Linked DNA regions of Homo sapiens: region 1 is linked to region 2. Evidence: chromatin contacts called from ENCODE Hi-C or POLR2A ChIA-PET data. All regions are on one chromosome and are shown on one strand. The core of a region is the stretch at or near the end of the contact, and the rest is flanking DNA. Distances in the headings are between cores, read along the strand shown. Region 1 overlaps MYO3B (myosin IIIB). Region 2 overlaps MYO3B (myosin IIIB).

Region 1 (6,881 bases), core at 2,697-5,196, 310 kb after region 2:
GAATCTGAGATTGACTTTGGGTTCAGGAGTCACCCTTACCAACATTGCCAGCATGACATTATCATACCCTCAAATAATAACATTCAGAGCTTAGTTGATTGCTAGAGCTTTCTTAGACTTTCTAGATTTTTAAAATATTAATTGGTCACGTGTATTTTCAAAACCTTTTTGAAGGCAGAAACCTTATCACCAGCTGAAAGAAGCTTCAAGGAGAAATCTGTTTTGAGTTATATTTTTCCTTGGGGACTTGCTTATGGCCGTACATAAATATTTATCTGAACTATTTCAACAAACCCTAAATCATCAGTGATCCTTATGCAAAGAGTCCTTTTAGAAGATTTCTGTATGTCAAGAATGCCAACAGTCTCTTTCTAAGAACAGATTCCAAGGACCAGAGGCCTCTTTTAAAATAGTTGGAACTCTTTGGTGGTTTTCAACATGTCTTTTGTTTTCATATTCTGTATATCTGTTCACGCTATTCCATCTGAATAGAATTCCCTTGCCAGTCCTGTCTTTACCTGCTGATGTTTTACTCATCCTTCAAGGTCTCATTCGTGTGACATACAGACAAGGGCAAGAGAAGAGCATCCCAGGCAGGAGAAACAAGAGTGGGCCATAGCCAGAGGCAGGATATGCAGAGCCATTCTTGGAAGGTGAGAGGTCCAGTGAGAAGAAGGCAGAGGGTAGGATGGGGGTGGTATGAGGCAGGAAGAACTATTACAGGGAATAAGGCACCAAGATATGGGAGGTCTTCAAAAGTACACAAAATGTTTTGTTGTTCTATAGGTCAAAAGATGTAAACCCATAGTGTTTGGGTAGAATATAGTCTACAGACATGTTTTGTTTGGCCTGAATGTTGTTAAATTTTTAAAATTAGATTCTAACACATAAAAATAGATTTCATGTCATTCGGACTTCTGATAGCTCTTAAAAAACCTGAGTATCTGGCAGCAAACTGCTGGAAGTGAGCAGGAGCTATCTTTCACAGATCCCTACTTAACCGCCTGCCTAATTCATGGCTTGGCCTGCCAGCATCCGAGTTTGATTCTCTCCCGCTGTCTGCAGAGCACCATCTAGGTAGAGGAAACGATTCAGCTACAGACCCTGGAGCCAAACTGCCTCTGTTCTGGCCCAGGTTTGTGTCCAACTACCTCAATGACCTTGGGCAAGTGTGTTTCTAATAATGGTACTTACCTCATGCCGCCATTGTGAGAATAAACCATAGGAAACGTTTAGATGACTACCTAGTACGTAGTTAAGTGGACAAAAATGTTAGCTCTTATTACTGTATCCCACATGAGATAATAAACTTTAGGGCTGAAACTGTCACTCATTTCTGTAGCACTCACAGAATCCAGAATTTAGAATCTTTGGCCATAACTGGCATAAAATGAAATAATTGATGAATGGACAAATGAATATGTGCTCCTTGAGTTTTTATTTCTGTGAGGTCCAAAGCTAAATTTAATTACTTTGTTCTCTAGAAATGCTTCCTATTTACCTTGAGTTTGATTTGAGCATCCTAGTTAGTTGATAAAGGAGCTAGCTTTCTCAAAAAGTCGAAAATCCTAATTAAACAAGTGAAGGGAGATTCTATTAACACCATGTCATTTTTCTGTGATGCATCTACCTTCCTAACTCAAAAATAAGCTCCAAGTTTGGGAAGATGTTTCTGTGTTTTCTTTAGGAAGCTCACTTATTGGCTGGTAGCTGCCTATGGTTAATATCTCAAATTGAGGGTCAGTTGCTAGGAACTAGGATGTGGTGGACTTCAGCAGATATGATGTTAGAATGCATGTTTGACTTGGGTTTTCTTATATCCCATGCCTGCCATGTGATCCACACTTCAAGGCAAAATTTTATTTTATTTTTTTTGAGATGGAGTTTCGCTCTATCGCCAGACCGGAGTGCAGTGGCGCAATCTCAGCTCACTGCAACCTCTGCCTCCCGGGTTTAACCGATTCTCCTGCCTCAGCCTCCTGACTAGCTGGGACTATAGCTGTGCACCACCATGACCAGCTAATTTTTGTATTTTTGATAGAGACGGAGTTTCACCATGTTGGCCAGGATGGTCTCAATCTCTTGACCTCAAGTGATCCACCTGCCTCAGCTTCCCAAAGTGCTGAGATTGCATGCATGAGAAACTGTGCCCAGCCTCAAGGCAAATATTTTTGTGCCCAATGCATCAGACGACGATGGACGGTTTGGCATGGGAACCAATTTTCAGTTTTTTAACATTTCTTCTATATAGCTGAAGTCACATCATCATCCCCATCAAGGCCTTCAATGTGATCACCTGTGGACATGAACGTTTATGTTTACATTAATCTATCCCTAAACAGACTTGCTGTCAACAATGTTGCTCTACAAAGTTGACTAGCAAGGTTAGGCTCACGTGCTCTCTGGAAAACTTGAACATTTTCAAACCCATTTTAATTTCGTTTGAATAAACTTCATCTAAAACTGAATCATGTACTCAAGATTCCAAAAAATTGCTGTTTAATTTCACCTGATAGCTCTCTTCTTTCTTATAAAAAGTCAATTTTTTAGTATGATATTTTTAGCATGATAATGCCTCTACTTTTTCTAAAGAACTCTCAGTCTCTCACACATGGACACGAAGAGGAGAACAACAGACACTGGAACCTACTTGAGGTTAGAGGTCGGGAGGAGGAGGAGGAGCAGAGAAAATGATTATTGGGTATTAAGCTTAGTACCTGGGTGATGGAATCATCTGTACAACAAACCCCCATGACACAAGTTTACCTATATAACAAACCGGAGCATGTACTCCTGGACCTAAAATAAAAGTTAAAAAAAAAAAAAATTTCAGTCTCCCTTAGACCTCTCCTTTCCTTCCTTCCCTTCTGTCCTCCTTCTCTCCCTCCCTCCCTTCCTTCTTCCTTTTTTTTCTTTCTTCTTGTCTCTCTCCTTATACTATTTATATCTACGTCTCTAAAGTTCTGGTTTCTGATCCAAAAGACAATTTCAAATAATAAGAAAATCTGATCTCTAACCATTTCTCCATCCCTCATCCCCTTCCTGCATTACCCATAGAAATTCAGCACATTGCTGGTACCTACGTTGTATCCTCATCAAGCTCTTTATTATATTCCCGCTCAGAATGAGTTTCTGCCCAAAAGACCTTTACATATTGAGCCTATTTTGAAAAGTTTGAGAAAGGAAAATGGACTCAAGTGGAAAATATTGCAGGAAACAAAATTTTGTAAAAATGAACTTTATATAAGAGTGCTTCATTATCAACACATAATGAAACCTAGATTATAATCCTACATGTTGAAAGAAGATTAACTTTGTACATTTTCACAATTTTATTAACTTCACTTTCTTCACTGGGTTATAAGGAAAACATAATGGTGTTTCAGTTCCAAGTATATTTTGTGAATTAAATAGCAGCTTGTTCCTCACTATAAAAAACAAATATGCCAATATATTTTCCACTAGCATCGCCCTGGTCACCTTAAATTAAGAAGAAACTGGAGTATTTGCCATTAAAAGCTGTTAACAGTAGTAATGCCACAACATCTCCGTGTGCATCTTAGTAACTTCTCAGACTTGTCTCCTTGATGAATAGACAAAACAGGAGGAGGGGTGAATTTGTTCTTTTTATCTGAATGGTGTAGGTGGGGAAGACAGAGAGCAATAGAGAGCTCTCGTGAAACAGAGCTCTAGCGACTGCTGTGCTTGGGAAATTAGATAATAAACAGTCCCTGATACCAAAATTCTAATGGCCTAAGATCAACACAGTCTGGAGACGCAGGTGGGAGTGGCCTTCCTCGCTCTGATCCAGACCCTCCCGGGAGAGCTCTTTGTGTCAACAAGAACAGCCAGTGCTCCTGGCCAGCTCCCAGGACTCAGAGTGGGGCTATCATTTTTGTTTGCTTTGCAAATATCTTAATGGGAAGTGGTTCAACACCACCTATGGGTTAATCTGAGGGGTTCTGCTTGGCAGCTGTTAGCTCTGAGAACCACATGGCCGCTCTCGGGTGCAGGGAGTCAGGCTAGCTGTTAACTACCCAGCGCCAGGTTGAGGCATCGTCTTTGCTTATTGGATTTACTGACTGGCAGGAAGCACCTTGTTGACTTTTATTTTTAGTTTGTTCCTCCTGGGAGAGCAAGGATGTTATTCTCAGATCCAACTGTGCTTTTTTCTCCAAGGGAGGGCAGTTGTTTAAATTATTTTTACTAGCATGAAGCATCCTTTCACCTAAGCTCATTCTCAGAATCTGAAACTTCATATTAAAAGTGGTGGTGTGGTGAAGGTGGAAGGGGCATTGTTGCCAGAAGAAAGATTTAGTATATTAGCCTGCAGGGAGGGCAAACAGTGGAAGCCACAGCCTTGTCTTCACCTGGGATCTAAAGAATTGGATAGATAGTGAATTTCTCTGCTCTACTGTTCCCTTAGTCCTCTCCCCCTCCCTCTCCTCCACCCCAACATGGCTTTCACTTGTCTTATCTTGACCCATAGGAATGTTTCCCTGGGCGACACAACCAAGTCATGCCTTTCTGGATCTGTGTCTGCTGACATTGACACAGATGATCTCTTTCTTTATGCTTTCCTTACAGGATTTCAGGCAGGTAGGATGGTTTCCACAAAGCAGGTTAGGGAAGTACCTGGAGTGATGACAGACATGTAGACAGTTTCCAAATGCCCCATTTGTAAAAATGCAAAAAGTTCAGATTTCTCTGTAGGTCCTGGAAAAAGTGTCTAGCTACCCTCAGGAATAGTGTAACCCAGCTTTTAAAGCCTTATTCTTTCCTGGGGGTTTTCTACACCTACTTGTGGGATTGTCTTGTGGTTGACAACAAGGGCCCTAGAGTCCACTAGACCTGCTACTACAGGGTAAGAACTTCATAAACGCACTTATTTTCTCAAGGCTTCAGTTTCCTCATCTTTAAGTGGAAGATCAAATAGCACAATATCTACCTCACCAAGACATGAAAGTTAAATGAGGTAACATATACAAAGTATGTAGCATCTCATTTGATGCATAAAAAGCACTCACAAATTGTAGTGATTAGAGGAGTTGTTGTTATCTCTGAGGCATCCACTTTAAGTCATCCTTAGTATTATGCATTTTGTACTCATTTTGAAGTCTGTTACTCCCAACCCTTTAAAATCATCCAGTGCCAAACTATGAGTATCAAAGTAAATGATGACAAAAGAGTATAATCCATTGAATAAAATAAGATATCATGAGTCCATGTGGATGGATGGAAGGAAGGAAGGAAGGAAGAGAAGAGGCTGAGCTCTGACTTACAATAAAATATGAAATAATAAAGGTAGATGAAATTAAGAAAACAGAAAATCATCATTTGGCAACTGCAAAAATAATTGTTTCAGGCAATAATTATGAATGGATGCTAACACTACTATGTGAAAGTTTGAGGAGTAATAAACTATTTGCATAGTCTCAGAGTAAGTCCCCATAAGAAACTTATTAATTACAAAAGGACAGTGAAGAAACCTGGCAGAAACCACCTTAACCCAAGTGATGAAAGTTAGCATCACCAGTAATTGAACAAACTGACAGCATGTGCCTCCTGTTATGATGTATTGAGAAGAAGACAACATCACTTTTGTGGATTTCTTGCCAAATGTGCATAACCTGAATTTAATCACGAGGAAACAGCAGACAAGTCCAAATAGAGGGAGCCTTTACAAAATGACCGGCCTGTAGGCTCCAAAATGAAACATGACAGAAGACTGAGAAACTATTCCAGATGAAAGGGAACTAAAAGAACGTTACCTCTGAATGCAATAGATGATCTAGGAATTTATTTTGCTATAGAAGATGCCATTGAGACATTTGGAAAAATCTGAATACAATCTGTAGATTGGAAAATAGTGTCATATTAAATTCTGATTTTGATCATTGTATTCTGGTCATATAAGAAAATGCCCTTCCTTTTTGAAAATACACACACTGAAGTATTTAGGGATAAAAGAGTATCAGGTAGGCTGGGCGCAGTGGCTCATGCCTGTAATCCTAGCACTTTGGGAGGCCAAGGTGGGCGGATCACCTGGGGTCAGGAGTTCGAGACCAGCCTGACCAACATCGTGAAACCCCATCTCTACTAAAACTACAAAAAAAATTAGTCAGGCATGGTGGCAGATGCCTGTAATCCCAGCTACTCGGGAGGCTGAGGCAGGAGAATCACTTGAACCTGGGAGGTGGGGGTTGCGGTGAGCCAAGATTGAGCCATTGCACTCCAGTCTGGGCAACAAGAGTGAAACTCTGTCTCAAAAAAAAAAAAAAAAAAAGAGTATCAGGTTTGTAACTGACTCTCAAATGGTTCAGAAAAAAATTATGCATGTTTGTATGTGTATATATCAATACAGAGACAGAGAGAGGACAAAGCAAATATGTAAGTCTGCTGAGGAATATATAGGATTCCTTATACTATTCTTGCATCTTTTCTATTAATATAATTAAATCAAAATAAAAAGTTGCAATAAACAAGTCAGTGCCACTTCTTGCCCTTTAGACAGGGCAGTTCATCAGCCACTTTCTCTTTAGACTCCTGATCTTTCTCCATTCACACCTAAAAGTCTATTCCACGTCATCATTGCCGTGCTCAGTGATGGTCCTCAAGCTTCTCGGCTGTGACATTGCTGACTAGTCAGCACTCACTGCACACAATCTTGTTTAGGCTTTTCGTTTGTAAAAGTTTCTGAAAATGTCCGTCCCTCCTCTCACGCCCCCTCCCTCACCTGTCCTTGGGCCCCATCATTTAGTGCCATGTGTGTCATGCACTTCATTTTAGCACTTCTTACTTCTCCTTCCCTGGACTAAGTACTACTTTCAGAATTAAAAGAGGAAAACTGGGTTAAATATTATCTTTTGTGGGGGTGGGGG
Region 2 (6,503 bases), core at 772-3,271:
CAACTAATATTTGGGGTGATATAACACGGAAGATGGTATTCCTGTTCTACTCTAGAGCAAATTGGTATTTTCAAAATCACAAAATATAATTAAGAGAAGCATTTTCTTGGCTTTGTACATTTATGTATAAATGGCTTTGTACATTTATTAAGAGGTGTTTGTGGCCGGGTGTGGTGGCTCATACCTGTAATCCCAGCACTTTGGGAGGCCAAGGTGGGCAGATCACGAGGTCAGGAGATCGAGACCATCCTGGCTAACACAGTGAAACCCTGTCTCTACTAAAAATACAAAAAATTAGCTGGGCATGGTGGCGGGTGCCTGTAGTCCCAGCTACTCAGGAGGCTGAGCAAGAAGAATGGCGTGAACCCGGAAGGCGGAGCTTGCAGTGAGCCGAGATTGTGCCACTGCACTCCAGCCTGGGAGACAGAGTGAGACTCCGTCTCAAAAACAAAACAAAACAAAACAAAACAATCAAAAAAGAGGTGTTTCTGACTTTCCAACTTTAACTGGATTGAATAAAATATGTGGAGTGTTGACCGGGAGCGGTGGCTCACGCCTGTAATCCCAGCACTTTGGAAGGCGGAGGCAGGCGAATCACAAGGTCAGGAGATCGAGACCATCCTGGCTAACACGGTGAAACCCCATCTCTACTAAAAATACAAAAATTAGCCTGGCAGGATGGCAGGGGCCTGTAGTCCCAGCTACTCGGGAGGCTGAGGCAGGAGAGTGGCGTGAACCCGGGAGGCAGAGCTTGCAGTGAGCCAAGATTGCACCACTGCACTCCAGCCTGGGCGACAGAGCCAGATTCCGTCTCAAAAAAAAAAAAAAAAAAAAAAAAAATGGAGTGTTTCTGTAGGGGACAGTTTATGGTGAGCTTTTTGCTCAGATTCCCTGGAAGTGGTTCCCCTGTTAGCTGGGAAAAGCCAGCACTGCATCCTGCCTGTTGCAGTGGATCAATTGAAAAGTAAGCAGTTTAAGGTATGGACACCTTGACAGCACGTTGCAGGAGTGAATGTCTGACTGTTCAAGTGCAGGATTCTCTCAGGATGTGTGATTGTGTCCAGTATGCTCTGGGACCCAGGCTGTAGCTCTTGGGAATCAGGCCTGCACTATTCTCACATTTTTATTTTCTAAATGGAGAAGCATTTTTTCCAACAAAGTCTCTTTTTGCGCCATAATCCTCCATAGGAATGTCCACAAGAACAACCTTCCATTTTTCAATTCAATTCAACAAGCATTTATATTGTCCATCTGAGCAATGCTTTGGGTCAAGAACAGTCCTTGAAAGTATAATCAGTAATGGTTCAAATTAACACTGTCTTCATATGATGGCCTGTGTGGTATATTGATCCTGATATGCTTTCACTTCTGCTTGTATGAATAAGTGGTCTTTAGATTAAATACGACAATGCACGCAATACCAATGCCAGTGGAATAAGAGCATTGCAGATGACTTGTGCTTTATTTTTAAAATGCAGCTGAGAGATCCTTGATCCTATTTTATTTTTGAGGAATTGAACCAAATTGTTTTTTCCCTTTTTTATTTCCATTTTTATTCCACAAGCTTGAGTAAGTGTAATATTTAATTCAGGTAGCTATTCTACAAACCGGGTAGCTAATGGAATGTGACCACAGTACAATCAAATGTTGATGAGCAGTCAAGACACACAGTTCACTGGGGCACCTCAAAGCTGCAGCATGAAATGACTATCATATTGTCAATACTCCCTACTCATTTTCTCTTACTACCTCATTTGGACACTACTAAAGTTGAAAGATACTGGCAGAGTAGTATCAACTCAGCAGTGTAGGAGAAGAGTTCTGTGGGATGCCCTTAGTGTATTAGAACTTTGAAACAATACTACTGGGGAAATAAATTGCTTGGCATAATAAAAGGGTTAATCTAAAAGTCAAGATCAGTAGAATTTTTTTTTAAAAGATGGGGTCTTACCATGTTGCCCAGGCTGGTCTCCAACTCCTAAGCTCAAGCATTCCTTCTGCTTCAGCCTCCCGAGTAGCTGGGACTACAGGGCATGCCCCAACATGCCTGGCTTAAGATCAGAACAATTTTTTATAAACTAAACACACTGTATGTGAGTAGCATACTGTGACTACAGGAAAGATTATCTTAAGAGAGAAAGAAAAATTTCACATGGAGACTATTTAGGAGATTATCATGAGCAAAATAACTTGAACAATAGATAATTAAGTTTCTCGTATAATAAGATCAGAGGTAGTTTGTTCCGGAGTTTGTTGATTTAGCAGCTCATAATAATAGAGTCATGAAAACTTCCGATTTTTAAATCTCCCTGGCTATGACTGCTGCAAGCTGCATGGCTTCATTGTTCTGGGACTGACTTTAGGGCAGTTATGACAACAGTGCCTGTGAATATCTGAGGGGCAGTAGTGGCTCCAACATGCCAATAGCCACAGGTGAAGGCACTCATGGTGCAACCAAACAGCGAGAAGTTAAAGTGGGTTTTCCTCCTCTCTTGGGGTTGAAGACTTTTCCACCCTATATTTATTTTCCCGGTCTGCTGTAATCAAGTAGTACAAACTGGGTAGCTTTAAACAACAGAAATATATTATCTCACACTTCTGGAGGCTAGAAATCTGAAACCAAGATGCCAGCAGGCTTCCTCTGAAGCCTCTAGGGGAGGGATCTTGCTTTGTCTCTTCCCAGCTACTGGAGGTTTGCTGGTGATCTTTGGTGTTCCCTGGCTTGCAAGCTGCGTAACTCCAGTCTCTGCCTTTGTAGTGCCGTGGTATTTTCTCTGTGTGTCTTCACATGTCCATGACTTCTTATAAGAACACCAGTCCCGTCGGATTAGAGGCCCACCCTACTCCAGTATGACCTCATCTGAATTCAACTAATTGTATATACAGTGACCCTATTTCCAAATAAGTTCACGTTCTGAGATTCTGGGGGCTAGGACTTAAATGTATCTTTTTTTTGGAGGACACAGTTCAACCAATAACAAGCTCCCAAATACTAATATTTAGCACCCTTCCTTTGTATTAAATCATTCAAGTTTCCAAGGTAATTAGTCAACTATTTAGAACCTGCAGGGCTGCAGGTTATAGATGCTAGCATAGTGAGAGGCTCAGCTTTGCCTGTTTACACACACATACACAACCACCTCCCCTACTCCACACACACCACACACATAGACTGTCTGCACTCTCTCAGCCTTTGGTGTTTGAGGCAAACGTGGTTCTTTCTGAAGGTACAAAGCATACCAAATTGCCTTCCTGTGTGGGCGCCCAACACCCCCAGACTTTTGTTCTCTCCTACCTACTCTCAGGCAAAGCATTTTTAAAATTATTATTATCTCCTGAGATGTTTGGCCAGCTCATAGTCACTTCCTTGAACCTTCTCTTTACCTGATTAAGCCTCTCTGGTCTCCTGACCTAAAACTTTAGCCTGCATTTTATGCACTTAAAAAAACTCACAAAAACAACACAGTCTTCCTATTAGCCATGTTTATTATCTCTTTTCTCCTCCACTATCTCCTGACAGCCAATTTCTTATAGTAAGTAATATGAATAATAGTATCCCACATTTGCGTAGAATTTTTACAAATAGTATTTTAAAAACACTGTCATCTACCTGTGAGAGTGCCACTCGGGCATGATTACATTGATGTTGTAGATAAAGAATCTAAGGCTTTGTCAGGCCAAGTGTCCATAGACACAGAGTGGGTAGGTGGGTAATGGTGACTGGAATCCATATTTTGTGACTTATTCAACTAAGGGATTTCCAATGTAACCCGTGTCCGCTGTTAATATTGCTCAACCAATTTTTATATCAAACACATGCCAGGTAATATCCTGGCCTATAGCAAAAGGGATACAAGCCTAGTTTATGTTGATTAATGGTAATGGCAGGGGGTTAGGGGTAGTTGATACCTAAAAAACTTTTTCTACCATCACATATAGCAAAGAATTAAACTCAGTGTTTGTAAGTGACTGAAACCCAAGAGAAAGAACCAATGTTGTCATTATCGTTTTTATTGAGGACACCAGTAGACTTTGAAAATAATGGCTTATATTTAGCTGATGTACACTGTGTGGCCAGGCTGGTTGTTAAGATATTAAACTATTCATTCTGGATGGTAAATGGCTGCCATCCAGAGCCCCTTGAGTGCTCCTCAGCCACCAGAGGTGCCCTGTCTTTTACCCTGGGACATTTCTGACCTGATGATCCAGTAACTATGGGGGGAAAGGTCTGTTTGACAAGCAGGGATGGCCAGTGCCACATGCCACCTGATTGTCAGATATTTTGAACATTGCACTTGCTAAGCAGAGGCATAGTGGGAAGGAAACTTTCACTTACTGAGGACTGACTCTATACCAGGGACTATGATAGGGGCTTTTAAAATATTTTATTTCATTTTCACAACAGCTCTCAATAGTGGATGTTATTTTCTCCATTTGATCACTGAGGAAAGTGAGGCTTAAAGAGCTATAGGAGGAATCGAGCCCAAATTCACATACCTAGTAAATATTGAAGCTGTTTGGCTTTTCAGAGAGCATGGGAATGCAAGTCCCATTTTGCAGATGAAGAAACCAAGGCAGGGAAAGGATACTTGTACTCTCACTTTACAGTGTGTTCATATGGGATATTCATTGTGGAAAATGTGTACCAGCTAACTGAGACACCAGCTCATATAACAAAGACACGCAGAGATATAGTGGAAGTATACTCTGAAATTGGAGTGTGAGACATCATTTTAAAAGATGCACATGAAGGACCTATCACCTATAATTTATAGGTTGACTACACTTTGCAATTCCGCCATGCATTAAGGATCTAGTATATGCAGCATCTTCCTAAAACAGCTAACGGTCTGTTTCTGTACTGGAAAACAGACTTGTGGATAAAATAAACATTTGCTTCTTTTCAGAAAATTCTCCCCCTCTTTACTTCCATCTGCTCATTGTTGCAAACAAGAGCTAATCAGCTGAGCAGAGAAACAGATGTGCTGTGACGGCTCCAAAAATGGGTCTCTCTCTGCCTGGCAAAGGGTCGTTGACAAGGGACGGTTGCCATAACAACTAGCTTACACTAATGCAGAAATATCGCAAGCTTTTTGCAGCCACTCTTGCCTTTGTTAATTATGCCATTCCTAGTAAATGATACGATAATGCTATTTCCTTTGGCATTGCCAGGGCTAGAGATGACAAATGAGATATTTTGTGTCAAAGGGCTGAGAAAGACATACAACACTATAGAGTTGAATTATTATTATTGTCATTATTACCATTTTGTTCCCTAAGCTCTAGCTAATGGGTTTGGTTCCCAAATAAGAGCTAGCGTTTAGCGAGTGCTTACTATGTGTTAGGTGCTAAGTGAGTTGTGTGTATTAACTCATTTATAAATCTTACAACACTACCAAAAAGGGGGTGCTATTGCTAGTCCAATGTTTTAGGTGAAGTAGATGAGTCACAGAAAGTAATTATTCTTGTCCTTGGACAAGTTATTAGGTGATGCCACCAGAGTTTGAACCCAGATATTTGTCTCCAAAGTCCTTACTTTTAACCACTATACCACAGCAAATTATTTAATTGTGACAACCAGTGTACCAGATAAGTCATGAATTGTTTTTTCCCCCAATTCTTAACATAGATGAGAATTATCCTTCCTAATATATGAAGGAAAATGTAATATTTCAATCTGATGCTAAAAGCCAGTGTAATTAATGCCCAAGAGAAGGATATGGAAAAAATAAAATAAAGTTCTTTAGAATTGAATTTAGGAGATTTACATTTTACTCTTGGCTCTGCCACTCATTTTCTAGAAAATGATTGTGGTTCAGTTATTTTAATATGGCTTCAGTTTGAATAAAAAAGCACAAATTTTAGAGTCAGATAGATTTGGGAGCAAATCATAGATACCTGCTACCCATATAACCAGTAACCTCAGGCAAGTTACTTAATATTTCTGACTAGTAAAATGGGGAGAAGTTAAAAGAGGTAAAATGGGGAGAAAAAAACCTGCCTGAAAAGATAAAATGAAATAATGTACTGCAACTGTTCAGGGCAGTGCCAGACGCAATAGGGGCTTCTAACAGTGGTGGCATATGTTGCCCCTATGCCTACCTCTGCTTAGCCTGTTCTCATCTGTAAAAAAGAAGAAATTGGCTTAGGTAGTCTTTGCCTTTTAAGGTCCTGTCTATTTTACAGGGAACATTTACTGTTTTTAGAGGGAAGACCTGCTTTCAGTTCTCATATTCCATGGCTCTGATGTTCCACAAGCAATGAGGGTGGGATCTCACCAAGTTCCCAGTAAGAGTGAACTAATGTTGATGCCGTGGCTGCTAGGTTCCATTTTACCTGGCTCTGTTAAAAGACTGGAGATTCATGGGACCCTGTCTGCCGGTCATATCACTGTGAGGAATGCAGGCTTTGGGAGCTCAGGAGAGTTAAATGAGAGGTTTAGAACTTCAGATCATTGGCTGAAAGACCTGCCTACCTTCTCCAGAGACATTCATCTCTGAGAT

Evidence for each region. Hi-C counts contacts between places; a loop is a spot of excess contacts on that map. ChIA-PET counts read pairs that join two places held with the same protein, here RNA polymerase II (POLR2A). Pooled maps may share reads with other maps.
Region 1: a loop to region 2 is called in a map with no recorded cell type, with 2.4 times the contacts of the local background. The contact joins two enhancer-like sites. A Hi-C loop is called at or near these places in 1 of 37 single-sample maps with no recorded cell type and 2 of 50 pooled maps. POLR2A ChIA-PET finds 5 or more read pairs at or near these places in 1 of 52 experiments (Caco-2).

The regions. Positions count from the first base shown.
Region 1 is chr2:170,526,550-170,533,430 of GRCh38, forward strand. The region is part of intron 30 of MYO3B (myosin IIIB); the gene reads left to right. Among named protein-coding and RNA genes, the nearest start is that of MYO3B-AS1, 180 kb to the left of the region's middle. Within about 2 kb of position 3,947, at least 14 of the 41 ENCODE cell types and tissues checked have a DNase peak (open chromatin) inside an H3K27ac peak, as active enhancers do.
Region 2 is chr2:170,219,815-170,226,317 of GRCh38, forward strand. The region is part of intron 6 of MYO3B (myosin IIIB); the gene reads left to right. Among named protein-coding and RNA genes, the nearest start is that of MYO3B, 45 kb to the left of the region's middle. RefSeq lists enhancers at 1,179-2,378, 1,974-2,474. Within about 2 kb of position 2,022, at least 4 of the 41 ENCODE cell types and tissues checked have a DNase peak (open chromatin) inside an H3K27ac peak, as active enhancers do.